Regions from separate parts of the Homo sapiens genome. Here region 1 is linked to region 2. Evidence: chromatin contacts called from ENCODE Hi-C or POLR2A ChIA-PET data. All regions are on one chromosome and are shown on one strand. Each heading gives the region's core, a stretch centred on a gene start or an enhancer-like site at or near the end of the contact. The rest is flanking DNA. Distances are from core to core; before and after follow the strand shown.

Region 1 (4,395 bases), core at 673-3,172, 190 kb after region 2:
ACTTCAAACCATGCAAGAAGGTTCTACCTATGGGGAAAGAAAGGGAGCAAGAGGCAGACAACAGCCAAAAGAGCTTATTTTTCCATTTACAGATGCCTGAGGTTTTTGTACACATGTTATTAAAATTATTGAGGAAGTGATATTGCCTTTTAGGCAGAAGTTTCCAGTATGAACAACGGGTTTGGGTTGCCATGCAGCCTGTGGCCTGGGCGGGGCCCTGGGAGCAGTGGTTGCCATGGGAACCAGTTCAGCCGCCCCCACGGCCAAGTGGCTGCTGTTCCCAAAGTTGGTTTCTGCGTGGATGGGGCTGCCTGGAACCTCAGAGCCATTTCCCATGGAAACAATGCTCTAAATGATGGGTGATGTTCCCACACAGGCCTATTTTGTCTGGCTGTTAACAGAGCAGAGATGGTGGTGAGGCTTCTCATGCTGAGAGGAGGCTGGGAATGAGAGAGAGTGTGTGTGTGTGTGAGTGTGTATGTGTGAGTGTGTATATGTGTGTGTGTGCTCCCTCTTCTTGGGAGTAAAGTAAACAAGGTGAGAAAGTGAGCATTTGGGCATCTTCTCAGAGCTCAGCATATCTCACACATTTTATTTCATGCTTAGAGCAATCCTACAAAGTATGAGTCTCCAACTAACCCACTTTACTAATAAGATACTGAGGCCATAGAAGGTAATTTGCCCAAGGTCACTCAACTGGTCAGTAGGAGGAGTATTCAGCACAGAAAATAGTGGGGAAACTTTAAGGAGAACCCCAAGTCTACCTTATACCACCTTCCCACCTCAAAGGGTCACATCCATCATCCTCAAAAGTGAAGACCTAACATCCTAGAATGATCTCCGAGGTGCTTTTTAGTTGAGAAGGCTGGAAAGGAGAGGGGTGTTGTGAATGTCAGCAGTTTGCTCCTTACCCACCAACCAACCAACTTTTCATTCTGCGGTGACTTTTCGTCGTAGCCTGTGAGTGGTTTTAAAAAAATCTTTCTCTGTACCGCATGAGACCAGCTTATTTTGTAGGAGTGTGGTTCATATCTCTTGGCGTCTTGACCTCCCCATCTGCAAAGACATCATTTGATCAGGGTTTTGGGGGGGGCCGGAGAAACATGCCTATCAAGATGAGATAGCACCTTTAGGAATTGGGGGGTTCTCTGGACTCATTCTCCAGCCTTGGAAACCCCTTCTTTGTTTCTAGCTCACACTTGATTCCAAGGGTCCTGTCTGTGCCATTAGTCTCATCTCTTAGTAGGAGAGAGACAGTCCCAAGCCCTGGCTGAGAGAGTTGTCCCTTAGCTCTCTCCATGAGGAAGCCAGCTCTGTGGTGTGTAGGTTGTCTGACCATTGTTCAGAAATGCGTGTTGAACCTCTAGTTCATTCAGTAAGTGTCTGCCCTGTGCCAATGCTGTGCCAGGCTCTGGGAGTACAGAGAAGAACAAGATGCTGTTCCTGCCCTTTTGTGCACAGTAAACACTTAGAAAATTCTAGGCATCATTGTGGCGTCTGTGGCAGGAACTTCAGGGCTCAAAGCGCAGGTGGAGGCAGTGCCTGGTGCTGACCCATGAGGAGGTTTGTGCTCTCCTGGGGGTCTTAGGTGTGCACAGAGGCTGCAGTGTGACCACAGGACACATTGGGGGACCACAAACCTGGTTGGGGGTGACAGTAGAGTATAAGGGGCTGCGGCACGGGTGTGGCTGGAGAGGTCAGCAGTGGCAGCCAGCGACAGGCATTGAATGTCCTGTGAGGGGGCCTGGACTTTCCTCCTCAGCATTGTGGGGCACTGAAAGGGTTTTCACAAGGGGCCCAGTCTGATGTTTGTGTGAAATGAGTAGTCTAGCCCTGTTCCATTGTGTCCTAATTAGAAGGAAACCCCAAGTGGGAAGGGAACCCCGGCTTGGCTCCCTGTGGTCTCTGAGGGTTCAACCTCTGAGAGCAGGGTGCTGTCAAAAGGAGGGGGCCCCCACTGGCCATTTCCTGCCAGCTGCCTTGGCAAGCAGAGGGCATTTTTTAAGGAGTCCCCAAGTGATTTGGCTGTGGGTGGTCTGAGTGCCGACTCAAAGGTTCATTCATGTACTCCAGCATATTTACTAGTGTATTTCTTATCTTGTTTTCTTTTGAGAAGAAAATAAAGACAAACGGTTTTCCTTTTCAATACCTTCCCACCCACTTAGTATTTTTTAGTTATGTCGCTGCCAGCAGAGAATGGGAGCTTTAAGAACAGCCAAACACCGACCGGGAACGGTGGCTCATGCCTGTAATCCCAGCACTTTGGGAGGCCAAGGCAGGCAGGTCACAAGGTCAGGAGAGCAAAATCATCCTGGCCAACATGGTGAAACCTGTCTCTATTGAAAATACAAAAAAATTAGCCAGGCATGGTGGTGGGCGCCTGTAATCCCAGCTACTCGGGAGGCTAAGGCAGGAGAATCTCTTGAACTTGGGAGGCGGAGGCTGCAGTGAGCTGAGACCACGCTACTGCACTCCCGTCTGGGTGACAGTAGCACCCAAAAACAAAACAAAAAGCCAAACACCAGCAAACACCTTTCACCCATAGCCCAGCGTCATTGCCCAGGACAGAGCAGCAGTTGCAGAGGGGCAGTGAGGAGTGAACCCCACGCTCTGCAGCTCTGAGAGGCAAAGGAGAGAGGCCACTGGGCCACCCCTCCCTCCCCATTTCTGTCACCCTGCAACTCCCCTCCGCCCTCTCTCCTTGGCCTGCCTTCACCGTCATGGATTTGGCCATGGAAGAGCTCAGTTAAGTGAAGCCTCAGCCCGTCCCGTGTTGTAGGGAGATGCTGGAACCAGATTCCGGGGCCACAGCTGGAACCTGGTCCTATACTGCCCCAAAGGAGCTGAAATCCCCACTCGAATGAGAGGAAATCAAACATTTTCAGGTGGCTTGAACATTTTATTTTCCTGGGAGCATTTTAATAGTGTTAAACTTTTCCAGTACACAAATATAATGCATGCTTGTTGTAGAAAATTGAAACATTAAGAAAATGAAAATGCCCTGAAATCTGCCTTAGAGACAACCATCTGCTAAAGTTCTTAATGCCTGGATCCACACCTGGCATTAGGATCAGGTGTACTTACTAGCTGTTTTGCAGCCTGTCTTTTTTTCATACATAACAACACACTTTTTCTAGGTTAGTGAATATCTTCCTTTTAAATGACTGCATAGTACTCCATTATATGGATAAACTTTAACTTTTCCCCCCAACATTAAGTTATTTCTATTTTCCCCCATTCTTAACATCTTTCTTCACTTCTCTGATTATCTCCTTAGAATAAATTCTCACATGGGGTAGAGCTGCAGGAGAGGGTATGAATATATTTACGCAAGTGTATTTTCAGTATAGCCTAGGCAGATTTGCACTTTCTCTGCAGTGTAGCAAAGCTTGTACTTCTCCGACACTTTGGGGAAGTCCTAAATGTCAACATCAGGCTTCAGTAACTACAAAGGGTTCTGCAATGACTCTCGACTGTAGCCCCATGCAAATCAGTGTGGCCACATAACCCACATTTGTGTCCAGCCCCCTTTCTGTCAAAATCTAGAACTGAAGACTATTTTAGAGCTGAAACTAATTATAAAAGTAATCTAATCCAGCCCTTTAAACTCATAGATAAGGAAACTATGGCTCAGAGAGATCAGTGGCCTTCCCAAGTAGCGGCGGAGCACACAGGGCACCCAGTTCTTTGTCCTCCCTGCCACACTGCCACCCTCCTCTCTGTGAGACCATCGGTTTCCCAGTCACACGTACACCATGCTTTTCCCATCCCAATTTGCACAGGGATTCTTTCTTTTCTTCTACACAGCCGTAGGATTAAGCTTTCCCTCCCTCGATTTTTGTGCTACCCAGGAATGCCCTACCAGGAGGTGGTATTGCTTCTTCCTGGCAGGGTCCACAGTTAGTTAGCAGTTTAGGTTCCTGGCTACAACCTCCAAATTGTTCTTTAGGGGATCCCCCTAGCTGCACCTGTGTTTAACATTTGGTGCTGTCAGCCTCCTTCTGGAAACTCTTGGCTTCCATCATGACCACAGATCCTGGTTTCCCTCCTTTTCTTCTGAGTGCCTCCAGGAGGCTCCCTCCTGCCTCTCCTCCTTGTCACTTTGTGACACTGTTTACAAAGGTCACTCTTCACTTCTGTTAAGGCCCAATTATTCTTTAGAATCCTGGTCCCACTTCCAGCTGCCTCCTGGTCACCTTAGCTCAGGGTTTCTCAACCTCAGCACTATTGACATTTTAGGATGGATAATTCTTCACTGGGGGGGACTGCCCTGCGCATTGTACAATCCCTGGTCTGTGCTGAACAGATGCCAGTGGTACCCACTCCATTTTGACAACAAAAAAAAATATCTCTAGACATTGCAAATATCCCTGGGGAGCAAAATTCCCCTGACTG
Region 2 (4,130 bases), core at 851-3,350:
CTTCAGAGTCATGACAACCAAATGAAATGGGCTGGCCTTGTCTGGGTCCTATTTAAACCAATTGTAAAGCAGACATCTTTACATTAAGCAGGGAAATCTGACCACGAACATGGCAATAGATAATGATTACTTCAGTTAAGTATAATAACAGTACTGTAGTAGTATTTTTAAAGATCCTTATCACTTAAAAACATGTACTGAAATATGTATAAGTGAAATAATCTAACGGTTGGACTTGCTTTAAATACTCTAGTCATCTCTTCCCACAAAAAAAAAAAAAAAAATCCAGGAGATTGCAATATAATAGTCGTTGAAGCTGGTTAACAGGTACTGAGATTCATCATACTATTCTCTACTTTTGTGTATGCTTAAGAATTTCTATTAATAAAAGTTTAAGGTCTTTAATTCAATAAAAATTGTAAGAAAAAATGAAGGGACTACAAATAGTGTGTGAGGTCTTTGCAATTATATTAGCTAGTGCTTAAAACACTAGATGAAGGGCATATTTTCATGATCAACCATTTAATAATTAACTATCTTAATTAAATTTTCACGATTAAGTATTTAAATTAATGACATTCTCCAAACACCATACATGTCAAGACACAGTCCAACTAACGCAAATCCTGATAAGCTCTTCCATCCCAGGAAAAAAAAGTATCCACAAACACAATCACATACCTAAATAATAAATGTTTGGTGCCACCCAGCCACCATAGGGTAACTCTTGCAAATGATTTGAGGCTTCATGGTTTCCCCCAATGAAGAGCGTGAGAACTGGAGCCTTTTTCTCTCCAGAGTAATACCTAGAACATAAGAGCAAAGTCAGTTACCACAATTAGGCATAGCAGAAAAGCAAATAAGTTCCGAAAAAAAAAAAGAAACTGAGTTCATCATAAAAAGTTAAAAAGCTCTTTCAAAAGGAATTGCCTGGGGCTGGGCGCGGTGGCTCCCTCCTGTAATCCCAGCACTTTTGATGGCCGACACAGGCGGATCCCCTGAGGTCAGGAGTTCGAGACCAACCTGGCCAATGTGGTGAAACCCCGTCTCTACTAAAAATGCAAAAATTAGCTGGGTGTAATCCCAGCTACTCGGGAGGCTGAGGTGGGAGAATCGCTTGAACCCAGGAGACGGAGGTTGCAGTGGGTCAATATCGCGGTACTGCACTCCAGCCTGGGCAACAAAGCGAAACTCTGTCTCAAGAAAAAAAAAAAAAAAAAAAAAAGGAATTGCCCAGTATCCATCCTTGCCCTTAGGAATGAAGAGCTTCCACCTTGAGCCTCAAGTCAGTGCCCGTTCAATTAAGTCAAGAACTGTTTCGAGTTCATTGCCATAACCTCATCTTCTAGAACCACAACAAGCACATAGCAGGGGCCCAGTAAAAACTTCAGGATCATTGAATGAACTAATTCCAGAGTCCTATCAAGTACAAGGTAGCTATCTAAACCTGTCAGCTTCTTCCTCCAGGTTATCCCCTCCCAGGCTTCGACACCCTTTGAAATGGATAAGATGTGTATGGAAAGAAGGAAAGTGACATTTCCTAAGCACCTAATGAGATAGGGTGCTAGTGAAACTGACATAATTTGGTACCTAACTGAATACAGTACCGAACTGAATACATTTCCCGCCTCCCACTACCTCACCCCTGTATTCAGTTAGGCACCAATTAGAGATACAGAGAGAACAAAGACAGGATCTAAGGGAAACAGGCAGCCAGTGGCAGAGGGAACCCAGTCCCACCCCCCCACCGCCAAGTCCGGGCCCGGCCGCGTCCTCACCTGTAGAAGGTTTGCATGTGACGATACTTGGGCGGCACGGCCATGCAGCGTAGATCCGCCTCGTTGCGCACCGCCTGGAAGTCGCCGCAGCACAGCAAGAGGTCGACAGGCCCCGGGCCGCGCCGCTCTGCCAGCGCCAGCGTCTCATAGATCTTATCCAGCTCGCCGTGGCAGCAGCCAGCCACAGCCACCCGCATTCTGCCGGCCTGAGGAGGTGAGCGCTGCCTGCAACGCCCTACACCACAGCCAGCCCAGGACCGACTGATCGCTCAGCTCCCGCCAACTTTAATAAGTATAGCCACCGCCTGGGTGTAGACTCCTGCAAAATAATTCACTTCCGGTTTCCAGATCTCGCGAGAGAGGGACCGGGAAGGTCAAACCTAATTCTGGGATCCCAGGGAACTTATTTTCTTTTTTTCCTTTTTTCTTTTTTTTTAATTATTGTTTTATGCAGTCAATATTTTTTTGTATATACATCCACAAATGTACTCTTTCCATCCTTACTCTTTTCTTCCTGGATTTCCATTTTTCTCTTTGGAATCATTTTTCTTCTGTCTGAAGAGCTCAGTTTAAGTTTTCCTGTTTGTTTAGTGTAGGCCGACGACAGATTAATTTTTTTCTAGATATTTGTTTGTTTAAAAATTTCTTTCCACTCTGGGGAAAATGGTGAAACCCTGTCTCTACTAAAAATACAAAAATTAGCTGGGCGCAGTAGCGCACGTCTGTAATCACAGCTACTTCAGAGGCTGAGGCAGGAGAATCCCTCAAACCCAGGAGACGGAGGTTGCAGTGACCTGAGATCGCGCCCCTGCACTCCAGCTTGGGCGACAGAGCGAGACTCCGTCTAAAAAAAAAAAAAAGAGACAAAAGAGAAAGAGAGAGAGAAGAAAAGAAAAGAAGCCAGTGTGCTGGCTCACACCTGTAATCCCAGCACTTTGGGAGGCAGAGGCGGGCGGCTCACGAGGTCAGGAGTTTGAGACCAGCATGGCCAACATGGTGAAACCCTGTCTCTACTAAAGATACAAAAAATTAGCTGGGCGTGGTGGCGCACACCTGTAATCCCAGCTACTTGGGAGGCTGGGGCAGGAGAATCGCTTGAACCCAGGAGGCAGAGGTTGCAGTGATCTGAGATCGTGCCATTGCACTCCAGCCTGGGTGACAGGGTGAGACTCCGTCTAAAAAAAAAAAAAAGAAAAAGAAAGAAAGAGATGTCTTTGTTTCACCTTAATTCATAAAGGGTGTGTTTACTGAGTACCGAATACCAGTTAAGCAGTGTGTGTGTGTGTGTGTGTGTGTGTGTGTGTGTGTGGTTTTTTTTTTACAAAGCATTTCAAAAATAGCATTCTATTATCTTCTGGCTTGCATTATCTTCTACTGAGAAGTCACCTATAAACTTAAGGTTTTTTTTCACTGAAAGTAATGTGGGTTTTTTGTTTGTTTGTTTGTTTTTTGTTTTTTTGAGACGGTCTCTCACTCTGTTGCCCAGGCTGGAGGCAGTGGCACGATCTCGGCTCACTGCAACCTCCGCCTCCCCAGTTCAAGCGATTCTCCTGCCTCAGCCTCCCAAGTAGCTGGGATTACAGGTGCACACCACCATGCCCAGCTAATTTTTTGCATTTTTAGTAGAGACAGGGTTTCACCATGGTGGCCAAGCTGGTTTCGAACTCCTGACCTCAAGTGATACGCCCACCTCGGCTTCCCGAAGTGCTAGGATTACAGGCGTTAGCCACCGCGCCCAGCCAGTAATGTGTCTTTTTCTTTGCTATTTACTGTTTTCTCTTTCTCTACTTTCTCTCCCTACTCCTTAAAGCTATTTTAATAAAATATATCTAGGTGGTTTTTTTTTTGAACTTTACTCATTTATGCTTTCTGAATCTATAGCTTGGTATCTTTTTTCAGTTTTGGAATATTCTTGGTCAGTATCTACTTAAATGTTGCTTTTTTTTCTGTCTTTTCCTACTCCTTTGGAATTTTTCCATGGTATTTTACCTATCTTTTATTTCTATTCCATAGTTCTCATTTTTATCAGTGTTTTATTTTGGATAGTTTCTAATAACCTCTCTTCTAGTTTACTAATCCTATTTTGTTCTATGTCCAATGTACAAACTCATTTATTAATGTTTTAACATTATAGTCCTTTTCAATTTTAGGATTTATATTGGATTCTTTTCCAGTGAAGCCAATAGTTTAAAGAGATTCTTTATCTTTTAATTTATTTCCTTCATCTTTTCCTCTCTTTCTCTCATATATTAATCATTGTTATTTTAGGTTGCCTGTCTTCTAAGCCCAATATCTTACTTATCTGCAGAGCTGATTCTATTGTCTGTTTCTGTTTCATTGGATTCTTAGTTT

Evidence for each region. A loop is a pair of places that touch in the nucleus more often than their neighbours do. ChIA-PET counts read pairs that join two places held with the same protein, here RNA polymerase II (POLR2A). Pooled maps may share reads with other maps.
Region 1: a pooled map shows a loop between it and region 2 (8-fold over the local background). The contact joins the enhancer-like site here to the promoter of DBR1 in region 2. A Hi-C loop is called at or near these places in 3 of 37 single-sample maps with no recorded cell type and 4 of 50 pooled maps. POLR2A ChIA-PET finds 5 or more read pairs at or near these places in 3 of 52 experiments (HepG2, IMR-90 and OCI-LY7).

The regions. Positions count from the first base shown.
Region 1 is chr3:138,367,814-138,372,208 of GRCh38, forward strand. The region is part of intron 1 of MRAS (muscle RAS oncogene homolog); the gene reads left to right. Among named protein-coding and RNA genes, the nearest start is that of MRAS, 21 kb to the left of the region's middle. Within about 2 kb of position 1,923, at least 11 of the 41 ENCODE cell types and tissues checked have a DNase peak (open chromatin) inside an H3K27ac peak, as active enhancers do.
Region 2 is chr3:138,172,821-138,176,950 of GRCh38, forward strand. DBR1 (debranching RNA lariats 1) reads right to left here and starts at 2,101. Exons shown (of 8, transcript NM_016216.4): 1 at 1,779-2,101; 2 at 682-806. The coding sequence starts at 1,975. RefSeq lists an enhancer at 1,807-2,016.